Regions from separate parts of the Homo sapiens genome. Here region 2 is linked to region 1. Evidence: chromatin loops called from intact Hi-C (ENCODE). Cell type or tissue: IMR-90. All regions are shown on one strand.

Region 1 (2,500 bases):
GTGCTGGAGCTGTTAGGCAAGCGCAATGTTCAGGAAGCAGGGTTTCAGCTGGAGAGCTAGGAGACTCTCCTGCCCAGGAGGAGTGGCCTATGGAGGGCTTAATCCGCAAACTACCTTCTGTGGATTAACACTGTGCTCTCCAGGTAACAACGCCTTATCCCAGTTAAGAAGACTCCTCACCGAGTGACTCTTTGGGTGAGAACTGCAGTCACATGCTGTAAGAGAGTCATTTTGAGGTATGTTTTTTTTTGGTAGGATCCCTCAAATTATATTGAAAATACAGCATCAGTTTGCATTTGCATGTGATTTTCAGAGCACTTTCACATGTATCAGACTAGCTGACCCTCCTAACAGCCCAGTGAAGACAGATGAGGGTGAGTATTTTTGTCTTCATTTTACAGATGAGAAAATTGGACTCAGGAAGGTGAAGTGTCCTGCTCAAAGGTCACCATACTGGGTGGCGGTGGAGGAATTCACTCTCAGAGCTTCTGATACTCTGTCATTCAGCGCTGCTTCCTAGGCCAGCATTTCTAAACGCTCTCCTTCCATTCATTATAAAAGGAGCACCTTAGTAGCAGGAGCATATCTGGTTCATTCTGGCATCGCCAGTGCTGGCGTATTCTGGATGCTTCATGTCTGTTTGTTAAGCAAATGAATTTTTAAATCCCCCCAGAGGACTTGGGAAGCCGTGAGGCAGCCGCTATCAACTCTTCTTTCTTGTTTTTCTTCCCAAGTACACTTGCACACAACACACACCAACACAGATGCACACACACACACACTACACACACACACACACTGTCTCACACATTCTCTCTCTCACACACACTCACACACATAGTCACTCTGCCCATCTCTCTGTCACACACACATTCCCCATCTCTTTCTCTCTCTCACACACACGCTCTCCCCATCTCTCTGTGTCTGTCTTACACACACTGTCCCCATCTCTTTCTCACACACACATACACACACACGCACTCTCCCCATCTGTCTCTCACACACACGCACTCTCCCCATCTCTCTCTCTCTCACACACACACACACTCCTATCTCTCTCACACACAATCTCCCATCTCTCTCGGACACACAGGCACTCTCCCCATCTCTCTCTCTCACACACATACACAGACACTCCCATCTCACACACACACACACACACACACACACACACACACACACACTTTCTCCGTCCCTCTCGCCCCCGCTCCCTGGACCCTGAAGGCTGCACTCTTGATGCTTCTTGAAAATCCTCACGCAAGGGAACACCTGAGAAACCTAAGGAACGACAGGGGTCAGAGGAGCCCTAACATGTATGAGGAGACCCGAAATGCTCCCTGGGGCCGGCTTCTGAGTTAGAGGGAGAATCTTTACTGACTGCTGGCAGCGTTGGGATTGTCCCTCTCGCTGTCCCCGGATTTGTTCTCCCCAGGCCGGGGCCCGCTGGAAGAGACTGCCGTTCAGCGGGTGTGCAGTGACCGCAGAGAGCCACAAGAGGGAGCCAGTGCCGCGGGGAGCCGCCGGCCGCCGAGACCCCGGGGCTCAACTGAACCCACAAAAGAAATCTGGGCTGAGAGCCCGAGTGCACAACCAGGAGGCTTCGGGAGCAGGACAGACAGAGAGCATGAGGAAAACCAGAAATATGGAGTAAAACAGAGGGGAGACCAAATTTTAATTAACTTTAATATTAAAAAATAAATGGGTGGAGGACTTTCCTCGTTTACACTGCTCCGATTTGGGGGGGAACAAGCATATGTTTTTTTCATAATTAAGAATGAATAAACATATATTTTAAACAAACTGGAAAAAACAAACAAGGAGCGAGCAAAGAAGTAGGAAAATCTTGACGTTTCCCTGGAGTTCTGGGAAGAGGCAGCGCATTCCCAGCCTTGCCTTTGCGGTGGGGCCCTGCCCCCATTGTTCCTTCTTTACTGTTTCTCCTAAGAATTTTGCAGGCCTGCTGAGGGTTGAGCACACTACCTTTAGCTTGAAATGGAATAGAAGTGAATTAATAGCAGGGAATGTCGATGTTTTGTGATGACTCTTGGCTGACACCATTAAGATACCATTTTTACTCCCTTATGAAGATAATCCCTTAAGTGACTGATGCCATTAATGAACCATAAGCTTCATTGTTAGAACTTCATGAGAAACAATAGTAAAACTGATTTAGTTGCCTCTTGGAAGCCTCTATTGAGAGAACTTGTTTTGTGTATCTGAGGAGGCACAGCTATAAAGCAATGAGAATGTTTTTAATTAAGCATCTTAGTTCTCATAAATCTAATTGACACTTTTCCTACAAACCACGGGGACCAACAGGACTCTTATAAGCAAACCCAAAGCATTTGGCTGAGGAAATTTGCCCCCAGAGTCCATTTAGGAAAAAAAATAATAATAATAATAAATCAATTTATGTCATGCCTCTTCGGGATTCCAAATGTTATTAGCTATATTAAAATGTGTTTTATTCATTTGAATTTAGCTGTGAGTGATGCAAAGC
Region 2 (2,500 bases), 280 kb after region 1:
TGGGAGGCTGAAGGAGGAGAATTGCTTGAACCTGGGAGGCAGAGGCTGCAGTGAGCTGAGATCGCACCACTGCACTCCAGCCTGGGCAACAGAGCGAGACTCTGTCTCAAAATAAATAAATAAAAAATTTTAAAAAATTATATATATACATAACTATATATATAACAATATTTAATGTGTATGTACCTAATAACAGAGTGCCAAAATATATAAGGCAAAAATTGATAGAACTGCAAGGAGAAACAGATGAATCTGCTATTATAGTTGGAGACATCAACACCCCTCTATCTGAAATGTACAGATCCAGCAGGCAGAAAATCAGTAAGGACACAGTTGAACTCAACAGCAGCACCAGTCAACTGGATTTAATTGATATACACACTACTTCATCATCCAACAAGAAATAGAATATACATTCCTTTCCAGCTCACATGGAACATTCATCCACGGAGAGACCACATTCTGGGACATAAAGTATACTTTATTTTTTAAAAATAAGTCTTACAATATTACCATGCAGAGCACAATGGAGTTAAACTAGAAATATATAATAATATATAAATACAGATAGCTGGCAAATTCCCAAACATGTGAAGATTAAAAAACACACTTCTGAGTAACAAGCAGGTCAAAGAAGAAATCTCAAGAGAAATTTTAAAATATTTTGAGCTAAGTGAAAATAAAAATACAACATATCAAAATTTGTAAAATGCAGTGATGTTACCAAAATGGCAGAGTAGAAGCAATCTGAGTTGATTTTCCCGTACAGAAAATGAAAAACAACTATACAGTGACAACATTATCACCATCAATATTCCAGAACTCAAAACTGAGGCTGTGACAATCCTTGGTGTCACAAAAAAGTGAAAAATTAAGAGAGAATGGACTTTTCTATCCATGATGCCCCTCGACTTCTCTATCCATGATGCCCCTCCCTTAAGTTATTAGGCACTGGATAAAAAAGTCTCCCAAGACTTACGGTTCCTATCCTGGAGAAACTGAGACTAAGGTAGACAGCCAGTTTCCCTACCGTCTAGGGTTACTATGCAGGAAAGCTGTTCCTGCCTCAACCCACAGGAAGCATTGCTAGTGCCTGTTGGGAGAAAATCTGAAGACAGCTATGGACAAACGTGGAAGTAGGGCTAGCAACTCCAGCAAAGGAAACTTGGGGCTGCTCTTCATCTCAGCCAAAGGAGATGCCAAATCAGAGGGACAGTGGATCAGCAGCAGTAGGAGGCACATTCCACGGGTCCTCTGCGCACAAACTCCTAGCTAATTCCCTTCCCCACCAACCCCAGCCAGGGAATCCCCTTTGGAACATCCCCTAACCCAAGATGGTCAGTGCGCCGAACGTTTGTGAAAGCCAGGCAAACCTGGGCTTAGGGTGCCATCTAGTGCTGAAAAGAAGGCAGTGATCTAAGTCTAAGAGAATGCAACAAACGACACCTGAAAGACCAAGCAAAGGCAGATAGCAAAAACTAGAATAAATAACAAATCAATATGAAGACATAAATGTACATCTGTAAGAAACAACATCAAACAGGGAACCACGACCTTCCCAAATTTACAAAGCAAGGAGCCAGTGACACCCTACCAACCTGAGATGAAGATGTGTAAGTTCTCTGATCAAGAATTCAAAATAGCAATTTTGGAGAAACCTGGGGAACTCCAAGATAGCAGAGTAAAACACTTTAGAAACTTACCAGAAAAATTTAACAAACAGATTAAAAAATTAAAAAAATAGAAATCTTGGAACTGTGAAATACATTGGCTGAACTGAAAATGCATGAGAGGGTTTTGACAGAACTAATCAAGCAGAAGAAAGAATCAGTGAGCTCAAAGACAATTTGAAAATATATAAAGAGAGGAGACATAGGAGAGTAAAAAGGAAGAACACATATAAGATCTAGAAAATAGCCTAAAAAGAGCAAATTTAAGAGTCATTGGCCTTCAAGACATAGTTAAGAAAGAGCAAGGGGTACAGAGCTTATTCAAAGAAATAATAACAGAAAACTTTCCAGATCTATAGAAAGATAAATATCCAGGCATAGGAAGGTCAAAGATTACCAAACAGATTAAACTCCAGTAAGACTATCCCAAGGCATACAATAATCAAATTCTCAAAGGTCAAAAACAAAAAGAGGAGCATAAAAGCAGAAAAAAAAGAAGCATAACATATAAAGAGCTCTAATTCATCTGTTAATGGACATCTAGTAGAAACCATACATGCCTGAATGGAGTGGGATGACATATTAAAAAGCTAAAGGAAAAAAAAAAACTGCCAACTGAGAACAGTGTCCCCAGCAAAGCTATCCTTCAACCATAAATGAGAGATAATGACTTCTGAAGACAAACGAAAGCTGAAGGAATTCATCTTATAAAAAATGTCAAAGGTAGTTCTTCAATCTGGAACAAAAGGACACTAACATGCAACAAGAAAATATCTGAAGTTATAAAAGTTATTGGTAAAAATATACAGACAAATTTAGAATACTCTAAT

What was found. A loop is a pair of places that touch in the nucleus more often than their neighbours do. Peaks named below come from ENCODE experiments on the same cell type or tissue, not always from the same donor. Only the 100,000 strongest peaks of a DNase experiment are listed, where the experiment ranks them.
Region 2: a loop joins it to region 1, with 10 times the contacts of the local background. A loop is called at or near these places in 29 of 110 quality-filtered maps.

The regions. Positions count from the first base shown.
Region 1 is chr3:150,220,435-150,222,934 of GRCh38, reverse strand. No RefSeq gene overlaps it. Among named protein-coding and RNA genes, the nearest start is that of LINC01213, 17 kb to the left of the region's middle. In IMR-90, a CTCF peak has its summit at 1,494 (motif pointing right); no DNase peak of the experiment used is centred here; H3K4me3 peaks cover 175 bases; H3K27ac peaks cover 216 bases.
Region 2 is chr3:149,935,804-149,938,303 of GRCh38, reverse strand. All of the region lies in intron 8 of RNF13 (ring finger protein 13), which reads right to left. Among named protein-coding and RNA genes, the nearest start is that of PFN2, 34 kb to the left of the region's middle. In IMR-90, a CTCF peak has its summit at 1,390 (motif pointing left); a DNase peak (open chromatin) is centred at 1,373.